5 separate regions of the Homo sapiens genome follow, and regions 2, 3, 4 and 5 are each linked to region 1. The links are chromatin contacts, found by Hi-C or POLR2A ChIA-PET in ENCODE. All regions are on one chromosome and are shown on one strand. The core of a region is the stretch at or near the end of the contact, and the rest is flanking DNA. Distances in the headings are between cores, read along the strand shown. Region 1 holds the start of GMDS (GDP-mannose 4,6-dehydratase). Region 2 overlaps SLC22A23 (solute carrier family 22 member 23). Region 3 holds the start of PSMG4 (proteasome assembly chaperone 4). Region 4 holds the start of EXOC2 (exocyst complex component 2). Region 5 holds the start of DUSP22 (dual specificity phosphatase 22).

The links. Hi-C counts contacts between places; a loop is a spot of excess contacts on that map. ChIA-PET counts read pairs that join two places held with the same protein, here RNA polymerase II (POLR2A). Pooled maps may share reads with other maps.
Region 2: a loop to region 1 is called in a map of CD4-positive, alpha-beta T cell, with 5 times the contacts of the local background. The contact joins the enhancer-like site here to the promoter of GMDS in region 1. A Hi-C loop is called at or near these places in 2 of 168 maps with a recorded cell type or tissue (CD4-positive, alpha-beta T cell and naive thymus-derived CD4-positive, alpha-beta T cell) and 6 of 50 pooled maps. POLR2A ChIA-PET finds 5 or more read pairs at or near these places in 1 of 52 experiments (CD4-positive, alpha-beta T cell).
Region 3: a loop to region 1 is called in a map of B cell, with 15 times the contacts of the local background. The contact joins the promoter of PSMG4 here to the promoter of GMDS in region 1. A Hi-C loop is called at or near these places in 3 of 168 maps with a recorded cell type or tissue (B cell, CD8-positive, alpha-beta T cell and naive thymus-derived CD4-positive, alpha-beta T cell) and 8 of 50 pooled maps.
Region 4: a loop to region 1 is called in a map of CD4-positive, alpha-beta T cell, with 7 times the contacts of the local background. The contact joins the promoter of EXOC2 here to the promoter of GMDS in region 1. A Hi-C loop is called at or near these places in 3 of 168 maps with a recorded cell type or tissue (CD4-positive, alpha-beta T cell, CD8-positive, alpha-beta T cell and naive thymus-derived CD4-positive, alpha-beta T cell) and 10 of 50 pooled maps.
Region 5: a pooled map shows a loop between it and region 1 (21-fold over the local background). The contact joins the promoter of DUSP22 here to the promoter of GMDS in region 1. A Hi-C loop is called at or near these places in 10 of 50 pooled maps.

The regions. Positions count from the first base shown.
Region 1 is chr6:2,242,097-2,246,854 of GRCh38, reverse strand. It overlaps GMDS (GDP-mannose 4,6-dehydratase), which reads left to right and starts at 1,250. Exons shown (of 11, transcript NM_001500.4): 1 at 1,250-1,534. The coding sequence starts at 1,433. It overlaps GMDS-DT (GMDS divergent transcript), which reads right to left and starts at 1,102. Exons shown (of 7, transcript NR_046229.1): 1 at 925-1,102. RefSeq lists a silencer at 978-1,607 and an enhancer at 1,108-1,608.
Region 2 is chr6:3,354,430-3,358,743 of GRCh38, reverse strand. The region is part of intron 3 of SLC22A23 (solute carrier family 22 member 23); the gene reads left to right. Among named protein-coding and RNA genes, the nearest start is that of PSMG4, 98 kb to the right of the region's middle. RefSeq lists an enhancer at 1,711-2,601. Within about 2 kb of position 2,568, at least 35 of the 41 ENCODE cell types and tissues checked have a DNase peak (open chromatin) inside an H3K27ac peak, as active enhancers do; they include CD4-positive, alpha-beta T cell, where a contact is called at or near this core.
Region 3 is chr6:3,255,884-3,260,672 of GRCh38, reverse strand. It overlaps PSMG4 (proteasome assembly chaperone 4), which reads right to left and starts at 1,726. Exons shown (of 3, transcript NM_001128591.2): 1 at 1,477-1,726. The coding sequence starts at 1,650. RefSeq lists an enhancer at 1,017-1,146 and silencers at 1,267-1,366, 1,417-1,536, 1,657-1,906.
Region 4 is chr6:691,596-695,812 of GRCh38, reverse strand. It overlaps EXOC2 (exocyst complex component 2), which reads left to right and starts at 2,674. Exons shown (of 28, transcript NM_018303.6): 1 at 2,674-2,794. RefSeq lists enhancers at 523-1,031, 2,461-3,347 and silencers at 2,915-2,974, 2,985-3,054.
Region 5 is chr6:291,237-295,955 of GRCh38, reverse strand. It overlaps DUSP22 (dual specificity phosphatase 22), which reads right to left and starts at 3,469. Exons shown (of 7, transcript NM_001286555.3): 1 at 3,396-3,469. The coding sequence starts at 3,416. RefSeq lists silencers at 2,177-2,236, 2,247-2,306, 2,186-2,342, 3,087-4,106 and enhancers at 2,737-2,996, 3,289-3,789, 3,790-4,290, 4,217-4,506.

The DNA of each region.
Region 1 (4,758 bases), core at 1-2,500:
CCCGTATATTTCACAGACATTTCTAGCTTATAGCATGTTCCTCTCAATGGAAGTGTTCCCTCTCCTCAGCTTCAGGGTCTCTTCATCACTCAGAGGCACCATCAGATGTTTGTTGAGCCATTCTCCTCATAGAACGCAGAGGAGAGGCCAGGTGTGAAACCAGACCAGTCTATCTATAGCTAAGAAATATTCCTAACGGACCTCGAGGAGCGCGAGAGGGAGGTTTTAAATGTAATCCTGAGCTTTTCTGATTTTGGGGTTCCAGGTCTGCTATACATACTCTTGCACGTTATATTGGGCACAGCCCTAGTAACTCTGTGATTTGAAATGATGATCTGAAGTTATCGATTAGGGAGAGGAATGTGGACAGAGAAGCAGAGCAACGGAGACCGGGAAGTTTCCGTCTGTGTCCTGGATTGCAGCCAACTGCTTAGGCACACACACCTGCTGCCCTCCCGGCTCTGAGTCACCTCCTCTCCTCTCCCTGTCCAACGAGCAGCTGCCAAATGGCAGCCAAATCCAACAGATGTAAGCCGGGACCCCACCTGTGTTTGAATTACTTTCTTTGAAATCTGCCACGTCCAGGTTTATTGACCCGGGCAGTCTTTTCAACATTTCCTTATGCCGCATACGGGTGGGGCTAGGGACTTTCTTGTGCACTGGCAGTCCTCAGAAGAGAAAACTTTGAATTCAGCTATTTGGAACCTCGTTACTGGTTCCGAGCCTCAGGAAAGGCCAGAAGAGCGAGAGCCAGCCTAGTTAGTCACTCCCACATCTGTGACCCCCGTTTACGGGCCTTGTACGCTACTGCCCTTCAGGTACCATAAACCGGGCTTCTCAAAGGGCACTGCAACAGGTTTCCAGGAATTATTTATCAAAGTCCATGACCCCGGCCCTGTGACCCCTGGGTTTGAAAATTCAGACCTTCAGCCTAACGGAGAGGTCGGCTCAGCGTTCCTCCCAGCATCCTCGGGCGATATTAGGGTCCTGGGAGATTCGGGAGGCCACTGCGTCCAGGCCCCCCACGGCCAGCCAGGCGAGAGGCGGGACGCGAAGCCGCGGCCTCCTTCCTCTTCCCTGAGGCGGTGGCGGCGGCAGGCCCCGCCCCTCCCGCGCGGTGGCCGTCGGCGGAGGGGCGGGGCCTGCTACAGCGTCGCCGGCTGACGCGAATGACGCTGCGCCAGTCAGGCCGCAGCCCCGCTGCTTGGCCCGTCGGGCCCGCCTTGGCCGGCTCGGCCCGCCCCCGGCCCTCCCTGCACGGCCTCCCGTGCGCCCCTGTCAGACTGTGGCGGCCGGTCGCGCGGTGCGCTCTCCCTCCCTGCCCGCAGCCTGGAGAGGCGCTTCGTGCTGCACACCCCCGCGTTCCTGCCGGCACCGCGCCTGCCCTCTGCCGCGCTCCGCCCTGCCGCCGACCGCACGCCCGCCGCGGGACATGGCACACGCACCGGCACGCTGCCCCAGCGCCCGGGGCTCCGGGGACGGCGAGATGGGCAAGCCCAGGAACGTGGCGCTCATCACCGGTATCACAGGCCAGGTGAGTGCGGGGGCGGGGGCGCGCCGGCCGAGGCAGCCTGGGCACGCGTGCTCTCCCTACGCGCCGCTACTCGTGGGCTGCGGTCTCTCCAGGAACAGCCCTCTCGGCGTCCCGGAAGGGGTCTGCTGCCGGGAGGTGGGACGGAAGGTACGGTGCAGTTAGTGTGTTGCGTGTGGGGTGTGCGGGATACATCGAGCGCCTCTGGTCTTTCTCTGGGGGCTGTGAGCGTGTGTGCCGCGCGGGATGTCGCGCTCACACCCGGGCAGGACCGCCCGCTCTCACCTGCCCCTCAGGTGACCGCAGCGTCTCTTCCTCCAAGCCCATGTCGTGCTTCGCAGCTCCTAGTGCCGGAAAGGGAAAAGAACCGGTGATCAATGAACTTGCGGGTGAGGTCTTCTTGATGTGTCTCGGCTCAAGGGGCGCTTACCTGCTAACGTTTGGGAAGCAAGAAAAAGGGTGCTTTGCTGGTTTCGTCCCCTATCACCGGATTTCCAGATAGAAAAGAGAACATGAAAGAAAGTAATGCTGTGGAGTCACCTACTAGGACATGTTTAGGAAAAAGAACTTAAAAAACTTTTTAAAATCACGCCAACTTCTGAGATTCAGGTTGACACATTTGGAAGTGTATCCGAGGCACACTGGTCCAAAAGTGCGGCTAGTTCCATTTTCAAAGGAATAAGTTCGTCGAGTAAGGTAATCAAGAGGAGGTCTTCGGAATGTCTCAGGCTAAGCATGGCTGGTTTGTGAGGGTCGCCTCTTAGAGGTGTTGCAGTAGGTGGGATCCGACCGCTGTGTCTTACCAAGCTGTGCTGTTTTAGATTCAGTGGTCATGAAGTAATCGTGCCCACATATTGCTGTAGAAAGAATGTGATGTGTGTGCTCCTGGGTATCTCTGGGTGGTGGCCAATATAACACTGAGATAAAGGTGATAATGGCTAATACATATTGTGTCTATCATGTTCCAGTCGCTTGCCTAACATTAACTCATTTAGTTCTCATAACAAACTCTTTGAGGAGGTACTTTTATTATCTCTATATATGTGGAAACTGAGGCATGGGAGTTTGATTTGCCTGAGGTTAAACCGCTGGGAAGTGTCCAGTTGGTATTGAAACCACTCTCAAAGTTCTCTAGTGTTAGAAAGGGCTAAGTGGGCAGGAGGCAGCGGCTCATACTTGAAATCTCAGCACTTCGGTGTGCAGAGGTGGAAGGATTGCTCGAGGTGAGGCCAGGAGTTTGAGACCAGCCTGGGCAACATATTGAGACGTTGTCTCTACAAAAAAATTTAAAAAATGAGGCAGGCATGTTGGTGCTCACCTGTAGTGCTAGCTACTCAGGAGGCTGAGGCAGGAGGATCACTTGAGTCCGGGAGTCTGAGGCTGCTGCAGTGAGCAATGATGGTACCACTGTACTCCAGCCTGGGGCAAGAGAGTGAGATCCTGCCTCAAAAAAAAAAAAAAAAAAAAAAAAAAAAAAAAAGAAGGAGAAGTTGAAATTGGCCAGATGCACAGTCACAGAATATTACACAATTTCAAGTATTGAATACCTGATTTACTGCTGGTTATTCATGCATCTTGCTTTGCTTAAGGTAATCATAATAGACAAGAGTTTGAAAACTAGTAAGAGGTGGATCTGAGTTTGAAAACTAGTAAGAGGGCAAGGATCTGAGGTTGAGAAATTGAATCCTTGAATTGAGGCAGTAAGACAGGTCAGGGCCTACATACTGTCCTCCCCCTTCTCTTTGTTTTCTAATGCTGGGACCTTTCTGCAGATGATTCCCTTTTTTCCATTTTGTCAGACTGGACCTGAAGCTCAAATGTTTACCAAGTTTACCTAATCTCTGGAAAGTAGAGATTTTATTTTAGTATTGTCCGGAAATTAGTTAAGATTAACATCTTAACTAATGTGCTGTGTTGGTGTGGCCTATACCAATTTACACGACCAGCAGTATGAATCAGTGCAGATTAGAAATGGAACCTAATTTTGACTTTTAAGAGCAGTCATTTGGCTGGAACTGAGTGGCCAGGAAGGTATGGAAGTGGGCCCCCACTCTAGTTTGTCCTGCAGCCTGTCATGGGAGTCTACCTGAAGCACCACACTCAGCAGACCACTCCCTGACTGGAATTTTTTGGTTCCTCATTTCATTTCCAACTTAAAACACCTGCATGGCTTTCAGGTTGGGTTGAATCTCTGCCCCAGTGTTTCTTTCTTCCCTCCGGCATCTGCCCTCTGCATTGTCTCCTCATTTGGTGTTGCATTGGCTTCTGTACCCCTAGCATAGTGCTGAATTCTGTAGCTACCACATAAACACTTGCAGATGGAATTTACTGCTCTTTTATGTTTTTTATTTGTATTCCAGGACAGTGACTCCCAACTTGAGTATCAAGGATCTCTGGAGCACTGTGGTGTTAATGCAAGGGGTCTGAAAATCCATACCTTATTGTATGTTTTCTTAATAATATTGGCTGAGAACTTACTGAGCTATTCACTCTGCTAAGCATTTTGTATATCCCTACCTAAGAGACAGGTATAATAAGTATCCCCATTTATCCCTGGCTAAGTAAGGTTAAATATGTTCCCTGAGGTCGTACATCTAATGAGTGTCAGAACTGAGATCTGAACCCAGATCTCAGCAGTTGCTGTAAGTCATTTTGTTATACAGACTGTGGTGAGCCTTATGAGACAGAGAGAAATAAATAGTCTTACTCTAAGAAGAGATTTCAGATTCAAATGCCACTGCTCTGGCACTTGGGGCTATCATGGCATTTGTGCCAAGATGGGCTCTTAAATGGGTTGTCCCAAATTCCCGCTTGAGAATAGTGCGGACAGCCAGGGTGTCCTGTCTGCTGTGTATCTCTAGTACGTATTGTCAGGCTTCTTATTCTAGCCTTCCCCTCCCATCGGTTCTTGACACACTCCTTTTCCAAAGTGGGAACCTTATTAAATAGGCTTTAAAGAAGCTCAGGCTCTGGCTTTGCATTGCTGTCTCCAGGCCCTCTGCCAGCCACTCTTAAAAGCTCACCCCCATTGGCTAATGATGCTGTTCTTTACTGCACTCTTGGAGATGTTCTTGCTGTTTTTTGAATACTGTTGCCTTGTACCTCTTTGGAGTAATTATTTGTGGCTGAATGGCCTCACAATTCTTATTCCTTTTAAGGTGAGTCTCAGTGTTCTCAGCCTAATCCTGATAAATGCAGCCATTCCAGGAACTTCCTCTGTATTTACA
Region 2 (4,314 bases), core at 1,319-3,818, 1.1 Mb before region 1:
TATTTGTGGTAAGAACATCTAACATGAGACCCACCCTCTTAACAGGTTTTTTCAGTGTACAGCACAGTATCGTGAACTATAGACACAATGTGTGCAGCAGAGTTCCAGAGCTTATTCATCTCGCCTGCCTGAAAGCTGATGCTAGTTGACGAGCAACTCCCCATGTCTCCCTCCCTCTACCCCCGGCAACCATCAGCCCACTCTTTGATTTTCTGAATTTGCCTATTTTTACATGCCTCATGTAAGTGGAATCATGTAGTATTTGTCCTTCTGTGACTGGCTTATTTCACTTAACATAATTCCTCCAAGTTCATCCACGTGTCGTACGTGTCAGAATTTCATTCGTTCTTAAGCGGAATCATATTCTATTGTATTTTTCACTGTGTTTCGTGTGTCCCTTCACCTATCAGTGGACCTCTGCGTTGTTTCCATATCTTGGCTGTTGTGGATAACACTGCAGTGAACGTGGGAGCGCTCACGTCAAGTGCTTTGAGATCCTAATTTCAATTCTTTTGGATAAGTACCTGGAAGTAGAATCACTGGATCATATGGCAGTTCTAGTTTTAGTTTTTTGAGGAACTGCCATACTGTTTTCCATAATGGCTGCACCATTTTTGCATCCCTACCAACAGTGTTTAAAGGTTCCAATTTCTCTCCATCCTGGGGACTTTGATACTGAGAACCTAACCTGTCTAGCCTCTTCTGCACTGGCCGCCTTTGCAAGAGCTGGTTGCCTCTCTGAAAACTCTCCTCCCAGGCCTCTTCCCTTCCCCTCACCCACATGGCAGGACAGTCCTACTTCCTTTTCCCTTAAGGGAAGATTCAAATGCTGCTTCTTTGGTGAAGTCTTCCCCAGGCCTCGTCCCTTTCTTTGCATTCCTGTAGCACAGAACCCCATCTGTGTCTTATAGGCACGTGTCTCTTCATCAGACTGTGAGCCCCTTGAGGCCGGTGGTGTGGCTTCATCTCGGCATCTCCCCTGGCATGGTGCTACCTCATCCTCCTTGCTGAATAAGTGAATGAAATGCATTCATTATACACAGCCGCCTTCTGTTTTCCATTATTTGTCATTATTCAGTGTGTTCTGTGAACCAGGAGCTGGGCATGGCTTGTTGAATAAGAACACAGTCCCTAAACTAAGGAGCTTTTAGGCTGGTAACCAAAAAGGGAAATTCTAAATTTTTTTATGATAAGCTTTTAGATATCTTTTTGATATTTAGAATGAAGTAAACACAGTAGATGTAGTCCAATTTTGGAAATCATTTAAGACCTGAGCCTAATTGAGCAGGTAGAAAGCCAGGAAGAACACACCTACTTTGTATTTGCAGTCCTTTCCTCATGCTAATTGATAAGGCGATTAATCCTTACACTATTGCTGAGCCACAACCCCATTTAAAAATAAAAATTAGGAAAGCTGTCTGGATAATTATTAGCAAAGACTTTACAGAGGCTGGGATAAGTCCTCCAGCTGGTTGTTTGCACTGGGAGTTTTACAGTGTACTTGACCTTTGCTTAAGGTAAGGGAGTTTGTTTGGCAAAAACAATGATACATATTTCCATGGCATTGGAATCCTGCTGGATTTCTGAGACTCTGGGAATGCAGATGTGGGCACTGGAGTAAATGTGAGCATTTCATTACAGTGCCTGCCTTGTTTTGGGTTTTTTTTTTTTTTTTTTTTTTTTTTTTGGCTCTGTTTTGGTTTTCTCTTCCAGGCTGTATTGCTAGGTTTACTGCTTTAAAATTGTCTTTATGGTCCAGGCTGCTGCAGCCTTTAGAACAAACCACGACAGTTGGGATCTAGAAGCCTGCGCCTCTCCTAGAGACACCACCTGCATCACAGTGTCGGTGACCTGACCTTTGAAGGGGCCATTTCCCATCTTGGAAATGGGGATACTACTTGATATTCTTATTTATAGGATTTGGTGAGGGCATATGAGGTAACACATCCACAGATGCTCTGAAGGGCTTGAGCGGGATCCTGCACCTTATTACAGGTGGTTGTTGGTATCTTGGGCAGGTTTCAAGACCTGGAGGTTCAAGCCAGCCCATCTCACTGCTGAGCCAATAAGGAGGAAGACAACAGGGTTACAACAAAGCTTCAGGCTTAGGAAGAAATGTTTCACGTGGATGGTGTCCTGGCCAGCGGGTTTGGTTCTAAAATAAACACTACTGTCTCTGGGGCTGAAGATTTGCCCAGGACAATGAAGCAGCCAGCGGGAGGGTAGTGCAGAGCCGGTAAGTTTAGGGTCAGCTTTATTTTCACAGGCAAATGAGGAAGTGAGAGGCTGCTAAAATCACTCCTCTGAGGCTTCCCCTGCCCCTTGGATGAGGTCGCTGCCATCTCTGAGATGGGGGTGTGGCCTGTTACCCTTGTAGGCACCGAGGGTGGATCTAAGACACTGTTTTACCATCCAATCCTGTCAGCGGTTCCATGGCCCACCGGTTTCCTTTTGAATGTTTCCAGGAGCCAGAAGTCCAGATCCCAAGGGCTGGCACGCAGAAGGAGGGCCCTCCCGAGAGAGCACGCGTGCTTCGATTTCTTTCGTGATTATGAGATGTTTCTGATGTCACGTGTATCTGCTACCCGGACTCGGAAACAAGCCTCATTAATAAGTCCCACCCTCCCGCCTCCACCCACCCCCGCCTCCTCCCGCCTCCTCCCCCTCCCGCGCCCCCCGCCTCCTCCCCCTCCCCTGTCCACAAGTCTCCCCACCCCGTTTGCTGTTTTTCATCCTCATGAGTTTCGTTAGGTTTTCCCACATCTAGAACACTGCGTTGTACAGTTTTGCCTTTAAAAAAAAACTTCCTACAAATGCTGTCGTACTGTGTTTGTTTTTCTGAACTTCCTTCTTTTTTTAATACCTCAGCGTTATATCCAGTGGCTCCTCCGTGTCGATGCGGAGACAGGGAATGAGTGAGAGCGACGCCGGCTTTGAGAGCTGGGGTTTGTGCAGGGCTGAGTGAGACCTTGGGCTCCCGTGGCCCAGAACTTAAGAAATAGCAAATGAGAATAGTAGATGAGCCAGAAATTGAGAGTAAATTTGGGAAGGCACAGAAAGGACTGACCAGGCATCAAGTGGCCTAGCTCTGGAGCCTGGGAGTGGGGCTGATACAGGGAGCGGGGCGGGAGGGCCCAGACCTAGCCCAGACTCATGAGAACGGTAACCTTGTTATGACCTTGGCCTTCACACAATAACTTCCCTCTGCCCAGCAACGTCCTGTTCTCTTATACACATGGTAAGAGGGAAAATATCTATCTATAAATACATTTATATTTCTAAGAGATCATCATGGAGATTTTTTTTCTCGACCCAGGGAGGGTTGCTTTGTTGCATAGAACAGGGTGTGACGAACCCACGAGCAGCATGCTTGTCTTCCTCCCGTCTTTTAAGTTCAAAGGCTTCTCACTGTACCTAATAAGTCGATGTCTTTACTGATATTATTTCTGATTTCCAGTTTGAAGATGAGAAAACTGGTGGTTATCAAGGCCTCTCTATTCATCCCATTTTATTTGAAGAGCTACTGGATAGTATTTGGAGGGAGACTTTTTTTTTTTTAGCTGGGGAGGGTGGCGGCCACAAAGACAGGGAGCTGTTTCCAAGCAGATAGAGGGTAGGAGCCCAAAGATAAGGATTTGAATACTGCCATGTGGAGAGGCGCTGGTTTTTTTTGTTTGTGTTTTTATAAACTCGGTAGTAGGAATATCTTTTATTGTTTTTCCTGTTGCCTGTTTAAAGGAAAGAGTGTAGCACAAATTGTCCAAATGCCTTGTGCTTTTAGGGGCAGAGTTAGATACTGTCACCCTCTGGCCCTCAGGTCCTGCTTTGTCTGTTCTGCGTGTTGTCTACCCATGAACTAATGAGGCTGCCTGCTTAATTGACCTGGAAAGACAAGTGTCAGTTGAAGAAGATGATGTTGAATTATGAGATTCAGAAACCCATTACATGGCTACTTGGCCCAGCATAGTACCTTCCCCATTTGTTAGACATTCACTATTTGATTAATTAGTAAGAAATTAGAGATGGTGTGGATCATTGAAATCTAGAGCAACCCCTCCAACACCTTGACTTCCCCCTAACACTCTTACTGGGACATCAACTAAAAACAGACTGTGTTTCAGTTCATCCATTGCTTTACCCACTAATAAATGGTTCACCCATCCTTTCTTGAGTGCCTGCTGGATGCTGGGTCTCTTGAGGATGGAAAGACATTGCCTTGCCTTTGAGGCACAGAGTCTCTGCTATATCGATGGATCTGACCACAGTACAGTGGTCACTACAATCGAGGAACTTATTAAATGCAGCAGGGACATG
Region 3 (4,789 bases), core at 477-2,976, 1.0 Mb before region 1:
GGTCTCTGCAGATGTAAATAAGATGTAATTTAGACCAGGCGCGGCGGCTAACGCCTATAATCCCGGCACTTTAGGATAAAGATTAGCATAAAGATTCTTTACTTCCAAAGGGACTTGCTTGCCTTTGGGAGGCCGAGGCAGGCGGATCACGAGGTCAGAATTTCGAGATCAGCCTGGCCAACATAATGAAACCTCAGCTCTACTGAAACTACAAAAATTAGCCCGGCGTGATGGCTCACACCTGTAATCCCAGCTACTCAGGAGGGTGAGGCAGAACTGCTTGAACCTGGGAGGCGGAGGTTGCAGTAAGCCAAGATCACGCCATTGCACTCCAGCCTGGGCGACAGAGCAAGACTTTGCTTCAAAAAAAAAAAAAAAAAATATATATATATATACAATTTAAGACAAGGTTATACTGGAGTAGGATGGGCCCTTAATCCAACATTACTGATGTCCTTATGAGAAGAGTCGGGCTCACTGAGGAAGGAGGATCATCACTTGAGGCCAGGAGTTCAAGAACAGCCTGGGCAAAATAGTGAGACCCCCATCTCTACAAAAAAACACAATTAGCCAGGTATGGTGGCACATGTCTGTAGTCCTAGCTACTCGGGAGGCTGAGGAAGGAGGATCACTTAAGCCCAGGAGTTTGAGGTGACAGTGAGCTATAATAATGACACTGTACCCCAGCCTGGGTGACAGTGAGAGACCTTGTCTACAGATCTTTGAGAATAAACCTCTGTTGTTTTAAGCCACGCGGTCTGTGGCACTTTCTTACAGCTGCCTCAGGAAACCAGGAGAAACCAGGCGGCGACACGCAAAGCCGGAAAGGCGGGAGAGGAGGGGAAATGATAATGTCCCAGGCTTGGCCCAGCGCGGCAGGGTGAAGGTGAGGGCGGCTTGGGTTTTGTCTGCTTTGACTGGCGGCAGTGCCTAGGGACTCAGCACGTGGAGTGTGAAGAAAGAGGAATCAAAGACAACTGCGAGGCTCTGAACGCACAGCCAGGAAGATGGAGCTGCCATCACAGCGCCAGTCAGGCGGAGGAGGGAGCAGGTTTGGAGAAGAGAGCCTGATGTGTGCCTAGTGCGAAATGCCTGAGACATCCAGTGGAGACGCAAGAGTCCCCAAAAAATTATCAGTGTGCTCAAAATCCAGATGGCAGGAGAGCTACGAGGCAGACGCGTCCCCCAGCGAGCGTGTGGCGAGGACAGACCCAAGACATTCTGACCTACAGAGACCAGTGCGGGACGCAGCTGCGGGGCGGCGGGACAAGGAGAGGGGCCCGGGGCCCGCGCGCAGCTCCCGAGGTGGTGCAGGCCCTGGCGCCCGCGGGCTTCCTAAGACATCCCACGGGTGGGCTTCGGGGGAGTAGGGCGCCCTGTGGACCCAAGAGAAGCCTGGGGGGCTGCAGCTCGCGCAGGCCCGGCGCCCCCGCGCCCCCGCCCCGCCGCCCGCACCCTCGGCCGCCAGGCACTCACGTAGCGGCTGCACATGGCCACGGCGAGGTTGCGCAGGTGCGGCGTGGCCCCCACCCACAGGAACAGCGAGTCCGTCAGCCGCATGACGTGGAAGTGGACCAGCTGCTCCCACAGCCTCGCGCTGAAGTTGTGCAGGGAGACGTCCCCGCCGGCGGCGACAACCAGCCCCTCCATGCCGCCCCACGGCTCCCGGCCCACAGCGCCAGACCCGGGTCCTCGCCGCTGCCAGCCCCGCCAGACCCGATGGAGCGAGCACCGAGAGACCGAGCGCGCTTTCGCTTTCGGCCCCGGAAGGGCGGGGGTGAGGGGCGTGGTCGGGGAGGGGCGATCCCGGGCTTGGGTTGGGGGCGTGGTCGAGGCGGGGCGGCTGCCGGCCCTGGGCGGAGTAGCTGTCCCTGGTTGTCTTGCTGGCCTCTCCCGCACACCAGTACCTCTCTGGACGGGCTGGGGAAACCCACTTGAGTAGCAGAGTGCGACAGTGACCTCTAGGAGTCCACGGGCGCCCAGCAGAACTCACCCTCGCTTTGTTTCCCCCCACCCCCTAATTATTACTGACGCGGGGCATTCAAGGGCTGAAGCCAGCCGCACCGTCCTCCCAGGCCGTGACACTTCGCCCTACAGACATTAATTTAATTAAAAATTTAAAAAGACTGATTTTTAATTAGTTCTTCAAGCACTCTGAGAACGGCCACCTCCCGTCCCACCTCCTCCTCCTAGCAGCCCTTTAACTCCAAGGAGGCTTCGACGGCACCCAGCCCTAATTAAGAATGGCAACGGTATTGGGAGAAAGCCTTTAGAAAGGAAAATTGTGTCAACTAAGTTGGCAGGAGGATGGGCAGGCACCCTTTTGGACGCCGAGTCCCAAGCTGCAGTCATGTACATGGCCTCGGGCTACCCCCTTAACCTCTCTGAGACTCAGTTTCCTCATCTGCAAAATGCAAATAAGAACAGGTGCCTTTCGGAGACGTGGAAAGGATCTCAAGAGAGATTAATGGGAAGCACCAACAATCATCCAATCATCCCATTGTCATACCTATGGGGAGACCCCTTGAACACTTCAGGACATTACAGAGTTGAGAAAAGGAAGCCTTGATGGGTTAAGAGAGAAGGTGGTAAAAGAAAACAGCCCATTTTGTCAGATTCTGTTACAACTGACTTTAGAGATTTAACTTGGAACTATAAAAGGTCTGCTTTAAAAATCTCTAATAGATCTAAGTTGACTAAATTGAAATTTAAGAGGGCATTTTCCATAGTTCTATTTGCTAATTATCGATGATTCAATAATACAGTTAATTTTCAGGTCAATATTTTAACAGCTTTATTAAAATGTGATTAACATACAATAACTGCACATATATAGTGTACAAATTGAAGTCTTGACACGTTATAGCCAGTGAAATCATCATCACAATCCACAAAGTGAACGCGTCCAGTACTCCCTCCTGCCCTCAGTAATGACTCCTGCCCCCAACCACTGATCTGCTTCCTGCCACACAGATTAGTCTGCATTTTCCAGAGTTTTGTATCAGTGGAATCACACAGTATGTACTGTTTTTTGTCCAGCTTCTTTCCTTCATCATAATTATCTTGGGTTCATCTGCTTGTGTGTCAATGGCTTGTGTCTTTGTATTACTAAGCAGTGTTCCATTGTATGGCTACACCATAATTGTTTTATCCCTTTACTTTGTGATTTGAGGCCCTTCAATCAGCTAGGAGGACCCAAAGATTAAGGAAACAAAGTTACCGACCGGTGGAGAGTTCAAGGCCTGGCTGGCATGGCAAATTTCTCAATCTGGATTGTAATGATGGTTTCACTGGTTATACATGTCTCAAAACCTCAATGCTCCTCTCTCTCTCCAGCTTTGCTGTCACTGCTCGGGAAACACACAGGCAGAGGGTCACAGCCAGTCATGCCCAACATCAGCGGCCCTGGAACACTGCCCTGCAGTCCCTAGACAGCGTCCTCTCTCACTCCCCTTGACTATGCTCCCCAAACCCTGAGCTGACCCAAACCCAAGTTCAGCAGATGCCCTTGCTTCTGATGTTATGCAGAAAATAGAGGTGACAAAGCCAGATTTTCCCAGCTCCTTGTCCCTCTCCTAAAATGCTTATCTTCATTGGACCCTATCTTTCCTTCTGCTCACTCTGTGACAGTGAAAGATAAAGATGTCCCTCCTTGTACAGAAGGTCAATCCATCCACCTGTGCTCTGACCCTGTCCTTTCACGTCCTCAGGAACCCCCCTCATTATCTGTGATGCGTCTCCAAAGAGCCTGCATGTGCCACCTAGGTCCACTTCAAAAAAAACTTGTCCCAACTGCTACAAATCCTACCTTCTGCCACGGCCTCCTCTAGAGTCTGCACACCCTCCCCGTGGCAGCCCACATACAATAACTGATGGAGGCAGACTATGAAAGCCAGGCCAGTTTGCCCCAGTGCAGAACAACTCACAACTCTGATGGGCCATTTTGGCTCCAGAGTGCCCAGGGAGTCAGCCCACCCTGCCTACTGCAAGGGCGGTATTCACCTTACACTATCAAAAGAAATCAAGAATGGATGGTCAGGCGGCTGAATGTTGTCACCCCCCAAAAACATTATGATGCCTGGGCCTGGAACCCAACAACTGGAGAGGTGACCAGGTCCCCGGCACCACCATGTGCCGTAACAATCGCCCCAGCCGTTCCCCAAATGACCGAGTGGCTGGCCACACATCACAGGAGGAGGAAGATGCAACATTTGAAGGGTTAGAGCTGGAATTGAGATCTGGGGAAACTGAAGTGTCATCACAGTCCTTCTCGAGTGGGGAACCATCCATACAGGAACAGAAAATAAAGGGAGTCCTCGCCAAAGGTCCACTGGGTCTGTGGACCCATCAGGGGTCATTTCCCTGGTCCTCAAATGTATAACTGGGATATATATACCTAGAAATTAGCCCAGCACCCACATTGGATCTGTGCCCTATAGGGTAGGAGCTATCATAGTGGAGAAAACCAAGTGGAAGCTTCTAGAATTATTGCCCTTCCCCCAGCCAAGCAAGCATGTCAAAAACAGTATTCCATCCTGGGGAGGATGGTGAAAATTTGTGCCACCCTTCAGGAGCCAAAGGATGCAGTGGTGGTAGACTTCATATTGCTATTTAATTCAGTCAAGTCCTGGAAGATGGCAATTGACTTCTATAAACCCAACCAAGAAGCAATCCCCATTGTGGCTGCCATAGCAGATGTGGAATCTTTGCTAGAGTGGTGTGATAATGCCATAGGTACATGGTACGTGACCAAGGATGCAGCAAATGTGTTTTCTATCCCAATCAGGAA
Region 4 (4,217 bases), core at 1,425-3,924, 1.6 Mb after region 1:
TCCCGTGCAATATTGGGGCCGTACTTTTACTAACAAATACTAAAACTGTGTCTGGAATTGGTAAGTTCTTGGTCTCACTGACTTCAAGAATGAAGCCGCGGACCCTTGCGGTATGTGTTACAGTTCCTAAAGGCGGCGTATCTGGAGTTTGCTCCTTCTGATGTTCAGATGTGTTCGGAGTTTCTTCCTTCTGGTAGGGTCGTGATCTCGCTGGTTCAGGAGTGAAGCTAGAGACCTTCGCGGCGAGAGTTACAGCTCATAGAGGCAGTGTGGACCCAAAGTATAAACAGCAGCCAGATTTACCCCAAAGAGCAAAAAAATAAAACTTCCACAGTGTGGAAAGAAACCGGAGCAAACTACCACTGCCAGCTCGGGCAGGCTGCGTTTATTCTCTTATCTGGCCCCCACCCACATCCTGCTGATGATTGGTCCATTTTACAGAGAGCCGATTGGTCCATTTTACAGAGAGCTGATCGGTCCATTTTGACAGGGTGCTGATTGGTGCGTTTACAATCCCTGAGCTGGACACAAAAGTTCTCCACCTCCCCACGAGATTAGCTAGACACAGATTTTGGACACAAAGGTTCTCCAAGTCCCCACCAGAGTAGCTAGATACAGAGTGTCGATTGGTGCATTCACAAACCCTGAGCTAGACACAGGGTGCGGACTGGTGTGTTTACAAACCTTGAGCTAGATACAGTGTGCCGATTGGTGTATTTATAATCCCTGGGCTAGACATAAAGGTTCTCCAAGTCCCCACCAGACTCAGGAACCCAGCTGGCTTCACCCAGTGGATCCCGACCGGGGCCGCAGGTGGAGCCGCCTGCCAGTCCCGAGCCATGCGCCCACACTCCTCAGCCCTTGGGTGGTCGATGGGACTGGGGGCCGTGAAGCAGGGGGCAGCGCTCGTCGGGGAGGCTCGGGCGCACGGAAGCCCATGGCGGGGGGGGTTGGCTCAGGCACTGCAGGCTGCAGGTCCCCAGCCCTGCCCCGCGGGAAGGCAGCTAAGGCCCGGGGAGAAATTGAGCACAGCAGCTGCTGGCCCAGGTGCTAAGCCCCTCACTGCCCAGGGCCGGCGGGTTGGCTGGCCGCTCCGAGTGCCGGCCCGCTGAGCCCACGCCCACCCAGAACTCGCGCTGGCCCGCAAGTGCCGCACGCAGCCCGGGTTCCCACCAGCGCCTCTCCCTCCACACCTCCCCACAAGCTGAGGGAGCCGGCTCCGGCCTTGGCCAGCCTAGAAAGGGGCTCCCACAGTGCAGCGGTGGGCTGAAGGGCTCCTCAAGCACAGCCAGAGTGGGTGCCAAGGCCGAGGAGGTGCCCAGAGCGAGCGAGGGCTGTGAGGGCTGCCAGCACGCTGTCACCTCTCAAAACAATGTTTTAGTAGAAGTATATCCCATGCAACATTAGTTTAGTGATAAATATATCTATACTACAAATTACTTGTTGTTTATCTGAAATTAAACTTTACTGGGTATTTGTATTTTTATTGCTAAATCTGCCAACCTAGGTTGTTGAAACTTACTTTTTTCCACTTCACTTAATATTCTTTTCACAGTCCACTCTGACGAGATGTAGCTTCCCCACACTCCTTTGAAACTGCTTTTGTCAAGGATGCCAATGACTGGCATATGCCAAACTCAATTGTCTCTGGAGTCTTGGCCTCACAGTACTTCTGAACATTGGCTATCAATTCCTCCTTCCTGAAACTATTTAGCTTCCAGAATCCGCTACCCCCACTTTCCTGATTGTCCTTCCTCCCTGGCCATAGCCCCTGAACCCGAGCTTCCCCCAACCTAGAGCATCCCCTGACCCTAAGTATCCCCCCAACCCTGAGAACCCCCTGACCCCGAGTATCCCCCGACCTCGAGAACTCCCCGACCCCGAGCATCCCCCCAACCCCCAGCATCCCACGACCCCGGGCATCTCCCCCGATCCTGCGCATCCCCTGACCTGGTATGGCGCCCTGACCCAGTGCAGCCCTCAAACCCCTGCAGCCCCCTGACCCCATGCATCCTCCTGACCTAGGGCTGCCCCTGACTCAATGTTGCCCCCGGACCCCAGTGCCTCCTCCTGACCTGAGGCACGCCCCCCAACCTGGTACAGTCCCCTGATTCCAGTGCATCCTTCTGACCCAGTGCTGCCTCCTAACCTGGTGCATCCTCCTTACCCAGTGTGGCCCCCTGGGGATGCACACTCCAGTGCATCCTCCTGACCTGATGCTTCCTCTGGTCTCGGTGCAGCCCCCCTGACCTGGTGCAGCCCTCTGATTCCATGCATTCTCTTGACCTTGTGCATCCCCCTGTTCCGGAGGGGTCCTCTGACCCGATGCAGGGCCCATCGTTGTGAACTGTGGCCCACAAACGCACTATCATCCCACAGTCTCCCTGAGATGACCCGAGGGCACGGGGATGGATGGTGCACCCGGCCTGCCCCTTGAGCTTGTATCCTTCTTTCCCTCCCTCACCGCTTCCCGCCACCGCAAAGACGCCCAGCAAAAACCTCCTACTCGTGTCCATTCAGGCAGCTGGGTCCCTCGGAACCCAAGGCATTCCAGCGTCCACCGCCCACGGCCCCTGCTGACCTCCAGCACCCGCGCCGGTCTCCTCCCCTCCTCTACCCTCCCCTGAAGGCTCCGCCCATCGAGGACTCGGCGCTCGACTGCCAGGCGGATCTACACGCTCGGCGCTCGCGGCGGGCGGAAGTGAGGTGCCGGCGGCTGGCGGCCGCGGAGTCTTCGGCGAGACCTACCGGGCCCTGTCTGTGCCGGCCGTGAGCTGCGGCAGGACGGCTGGAGGTATGTGTGGGAGGCTGGAGGGCCTGGCCGAAGGCCAGCGGGACATGGACGTCAGCTGCACGGAGGTGGCCGCCTGCGGCGTCCGTCCAGGCCTCAGCGGTGAAGGGACAGCCGCGCCCACTGGCGCCGTCGGTCACCTGCGGGGCCCCGCGACCCCCCGCGGTTCCCAGCCCCGCAGCCCCCATCCCCGCCGTCAGCCGCCTGCTGGGCTCCGCGCCCACCCCCGCCAGTTCGCACCCCCGCGGTCCCCACCTGCGCCGGTGAGGGGCGTGGGCTGCAGAGGGCTGACTCCAGGCCCCGCCCGCTGGAGCTGGCCCCAGACTGCGCCGCTTCGCCCTTGCGCAGTTGCCACTCCGTGAGATTTGAGAATTTCTCCGGAAAAGTGAACGCGAGGCGGGTGTTACCTGTCTGCCTAGGCGTGCATCCCGCTCTGGCTGTCCTGAGCGCTTAAAAGGCGCCTGCCGCTGTTGTCAGCGTTTGCGTGCACGTACTTGATCCTCGCGCGGGTGTATGTACGCTGCCGTGTGACCCATTTTACGGATAGGGGAGCGGCGGCTCAGAGTGCTTGAGCAAAGAGCCTGAGGTCCTGTTGTAGCTGCCATTGAGACCTTGCGCGCCGGCTCCAGGTCCGCACACCAGCAGCCTGGAAGCCTGGTGATGCGTAACCCTGTATCCCAAGATTGTTAAGAAAACACTTTAGTAATTCCGAGAAATAGTTCTTGAAAGAACTCGTCTTTGAATGGAAGTAAGTTATTTTTAATCTGCCAAAGGTCAACATACTAATAAGTCTGAGAAATTTTAAGTCTGATGCCTTTATGAATCTGTGAGTAAACTTACAAGGAACACTTAAAAAATATTTTTTCTAAGTTAGCCACACTTTAATTAAATCTTTTTGTGTGCACTATGCAATATTGAAAAGTTACTTCTGAGCTTATGTGGATCTGTCTTCTAATGCATAATAATGTTTTGTTTATGAATGTTAGTATGTACTGGCCCATGCTTTGTGTAACTGACTCCTTTAATGACAAATCAACTGAAAGCCAGAATCTTCTCAAAGATGATTTTTTTGTGCTAAAAGTTGGCGATTCCCAGAGTAGTAATAGAAAGAGGGTGATGTGTGCTTAGTACTTACATGTTCACTTGTTTGTCTAAGTAGAAACTTAATAAATTAAAGCAGAGAAGCAGAGTTCCCCCAGTGTGACTTGGACCAACTCTTGGAAGTTTTAGAAAGTGATCTTTTTTTCTTGTCAAGTATTTAATTTCCTGTATTGAATGCCATTTTGAACTACAGTTGACCCTTGAACAACACTGGGGTTAGGGGTGCCCACGCAGTCAAAAATTTCCATGTAACTTTTGACTTTCCCAGGACTTTACTAATAGCCTACTGTTGACCAGAAGCCTTACTGATACATAAACAGTTGAC
Region 5 (4,719 bases), core at 2,220-4,719, 2.0 Mb after region 1:
TTATGCTACCTAACCTCTCCAAATCTCCATTCCCCAATCTGGGCAAATATAAGGTCGTTTGACCTCATAGGGCTACCGTGAGGCTGAGATTTTATAAAGTGTTAAAAAAAATGGTTCACAACTGTGTTGTTGTTGGGTTTTTTTTTTTTTTTTTTTGAAACAGGGTCTCGCTCTGTCGCTCAGGCTGGAGTGCGGTGGCACAATCACGACTCGCTCCAGCCTAGACTTCCCGGGCTGAGGTGATTCTCCCACCTCAGCCTCCCAAGTAGCTGGGACTACAGGCACAAGCCACCACACACTCGGCTGATTGCTTTGTTTTTGTGGGTTTTTTTTTTGTATTTTTGGTAGAAACAGGGTTTTGCCATGTTGCCCAGGCTGGTTCTAAACTCCTGGACTCAAGCAGTCCACCTGCCTCAATCTCCCAAAGTGCTGTGATTACAGGCACGAGCCACCACGCCCAGTCCTGTCTTTATTTCCTCATCTTTAATTTTCTAGAATATAAAAGCCTTTTTCCCCTCCATCTTCTGTATAATCTGCTGCGTACACCTAACGGAAACGGGCACAATATTCCGCCGTACAGGAGCCCGGAACGGACCGACAAGAAGAGCCACCACAGGGATGTGAATGATAAAAACTGCTGTCCCAAAGCACTCAGAATGCAGCGTGCACTGTTTAGACCAGAAATGCTCTTTTGCCAAAAATGACCAATGTGTACGAGATTGGAAAGAAATCTTGTCCCAGTAACCTCAGGGCACACACATTCCAAGTTATGTTAGTTCCAAAGACATTGCACATATTTATAAATGTTCTTAGAAAAGGATTTCTAGGGGTAGCACCTTCCGCTGATTCTGCAAATCAACCATTCTTCTTTTTTTACAGATGAAGCCTCGTTCCAAGTCACACAGTAATATATGGAAAAGTTCTAGTTAAGGTTCTTAAGTTACTGGCCTCCTGCGATCTACTTTGCCACTAATGAACCTTGTGATTTGGGGTAGTTCCTCCTGATCTCACGTTAAACATGTTTACTGCAGCAGGATTCCTTGCCTGGGCTGAATGCCCCTTCTAGGTCACTTTCATCCCATCTTCTGCTTTCCCCACTTTTCTGAAATTGCCTATTTTATCCTCTGGAGCCTCTACTCCTCCCTACCTTGTGTTTGTTCTCTCTCTCACCCCCACACACATACACACCCTGTGTTGTGCAACACAGCAGCCATTAGCCACAGTGACTATCGAGTACTCCAAATGTGGCTAGTCCAAAATGAGATGTGATTTAGGCATAAAATACACACTAGACTTTGAAGGTTAAGTGATCTGGGGGTCCCGAGATTTTTCCTTTCACAAAGACATAGTAAAAAACATGGAATCTTCCATGAATAACTTTATATATTGGTTACATGTTGAAACAATAGTTTTAATATATTGTTAAATAAAATATATTATTAAAATTAATTTCACCGGTTTATTTTTTAATGTGGCTACCGGAACATTTTAAGTTACATATATAGCTCGCATCATATTAGTGCTGGACAATGCTGACCTGTACTGAAGGTTCTGTGAAGAATCTTTGGGTCATTTACCACTGTACTCCCTTTGCCCCCTCCCCACCCACTAGCACAACACCTGGCTCATAGTATGTACATAATCAATAAGTGTTGAAGCAGGGAAGTCTCTAAATCTCTCTATACATGTATTTCTTCATTGATACACTGTGAGTCTCTATTCACAAGATAATAAAAGTCAAGAAATTTATTACCCATTTTGAAAGGTAAAAAGTATATGAATATTACTGCTTTTGTTGAAAAGCATGAAAATAACGTTGATCCCTTAGGCAACCATCTGTATTCCTAAATATATTTTTTGAATTGTATTACACAAATACTATAAATTAAATGCTGAAAACGGTGGAGAGTGAACAGCTCAAGTGGGAAAACTAGAAACAGCCAAAGGAAAGCTGAGATACCACCACCAATGGGAAGGCAAACGGAGCCCACAGACTTATGATGACCATCTTTATTGTTCTGTTTTAATTTAAAAAGCAGAAGGCTCGTGGTGCTGATGGATTCCAGTGCTCATCGGAATATAATACAAGTATTTATCCAAGAGAGAGACAGTCTGTTTCCAAACTTGATCACTCGCCAAAAAAAAAAAAAAAAAAAAAGTGAATACAATTCTCTTTACCAAAATACCCCAGTATTGATATGCAGGTCCCAAACACACAATAGTTCTTTCACAAACTGGGTAACCAGGACACAATAAACACGACATGCGCACGTGAAAAGTTAGCTAGGTTTTCCCTGCCCTACCGTGAATCCGCATTTGCAACACTCCAGCCCCAACACCCAAACCACTGCTGACCCAGTGCTGAGGGACATGAAAAAAAACACAGCCACATTGCCATCCCCACCCAGTGTGGAAGCTGACGGCATGTAGAGATGTGGGTGGGTGGAGCGCAATGAAAAAGTGAAGCAGAAAGACGACTCATCTAATCCAGGACCATTCAAAGACCCGTAAAAAGGTACTTGTCTTTGTTGCGGGCTTTGTAAAGTCTTGTCAATCCTTCCTCGAAACCAGCCAAGTACCAAGTAACAAAATCCTTAACCCTGTGGTTCACATGAATACACCCCGGCAACTCTCAGCTGCCAGAGCTGGAATCTGGCAACTTCCCTGGACGGGAAAGGCTAGCCCACCGCCCGGGAAGTGAGGTGCGGGCAACAAAAGAACACAGGGTGGGGCCCAGAAACGGACGGGACAAATGGAGCAACACAGATTTTCCAGAAGGCCTCATCAGCGCAAGCAGCCAGCAACAGGTTGCCCTTGTTGCAGAAGTCACATAACCTAATCAACTCTGAATCTTTTCTCTCCTCCCCACTATCTAGAAACAGCTCAGGACTTAGGACTCTGTTAACTTCTCTGTCCACAAGAAAAACTTCTCTGTGCTCACAGGCACACACACAGAATCTGAGGAGAAAGAGGAAATTACAGAGGACACCCGTTTACTAATGATGTGGGGGGGGCGGTGGTGGCTTCAAGAGCGTAGTTTGGGAGCGAAGAGGAGGGCAAAAAAGAAGCCACATCCATTCGGAGCTCAGCTGACCTCTCGGCAGAACAAGTGTCAACGCTTTCAAAGGGCGCGGCTTGTTTCAGCCACGAAAACGCACCGGCTGGCAAGGCAGGCGGCTGGGGGCTGCCTACCCGGAAGCCGGGTGGGGTGGGGGCGGGAACACCTCCGAACCCCGACTCCGCGGTCGCCGCCCAGGCGCGCCGCCCCTCCCTCCGCGCCCGTCCCCACCGCGGGAAAGGGCACCCCGGGCTCGAGTCGTCGGGCAGCCGACGCCGGCGAGACGGCAGGGCGTCGGAGCGGAGGCAAACCCAGCGCGAACGAGGGAAGACGTTACCTTGTTCATCCCATTCCCCATGGTGGCTGAAGGCGAACGCTAGCGCCCCGGCCGTGTGGTCGCAGGCGCACTATGGCATGTTACAGGGAGGAGGAGCGGCGGGGCGGGCGGGGAGGAGGCGCGCGGGAGGGACTGAGTGCTCGCAGTGTCAACAAGTCAGCGGCAGGGACCGGCCGGGCAACCCAGGGCGCTCCAGAGACCCGGCGTGGAGGGCAGGGCTTTCTGTGCGGCGGCCTAGAACTTCCCGGCGGGAGCCGGGCAGGGGCACCGGAGCCTATGCCGGGAAATGGTCCCGCCTTGCCGGTCCCCGCCCCCGTGCGCACCGGGCAGGCCCAGCGTCCCTCCTCGCTCCGCCCGCCCGCACCCTGGGATTCGTAGTCGGGTTCCTGGCTGCCGCGCCCCACTCCGCCCTCGCGGACCCCGGCTCGCGGCCGCCGGGCGTGGGAGGCACTAGGCTCGGGCTCCCAGGCGGCCGGCCCCGGAGGCCAGAGCGCGTGCGCGGCCCGAGCCGCCCCGCCGGGACACCCGAGGCTGCGCGGCGGGGCCTGGCGGACGCGCAGGCGCTGCCCTGACCGGGCGGCTGCGCTCGTCTCGGAGCCCGCTCCCCGGCCGGGGGTCTCCAGATCCCCCTTTGGCCTTTTCCCCTGGGGCGACTCCGGGGGCCAGTTACCAGCAGTCGCTACCCAGCCTTGGCTGCCTCCGTGAATCAGGTGCTAATCAGAGGCCTGGTCTCTGGGGGCTCCCCTGCCTGGGTTTTCTGAGTGCGGCAGATTTAGGCTGGGGGATTTCCTGCGGCCCTGCCCCATGCACCAAGACCGAGAAGCCTCGCCTGGTGGGGAGAGGTGGGCTACGTGACTCACCCCGGGGAGGCCCGACCTCCCTACCCTGGGGGAGCAGATGGCTGGATCTCTGACCTCAGACCTCACGGCCTTAGATGATGTGTGTCCCTTAATGTCTGCATTGTGGTTCTGTCTGGAATGGATCAATTTCTAAACTGTAGCAGAATTGTTTTGGGTGTTCTATCAACGTTATTAAACTCTGAAGTTTCTCTCCAGCGACAGAATCCTTGAGCCAGTGGTTTTTCTTCTTAATTTATGTATCCTCAACAATGTCCTGAACATAGTAGGTGCTTAATAAATATTTGCTGAATGAGTACATGCGTCAATCTGACGTGCCCTGGCTCACCCCTGCTGACTTCATTTTATCTTCTTGCTAAGCGAGTTACACACATGCTGGTCTCCTGTCTGTTCCTTGAGCCTGTCAGGCTTGCTGGGCTGTGCTCTCTATCCAGACACCTGGATCCCCAGCTCTCTGCATACCTGCC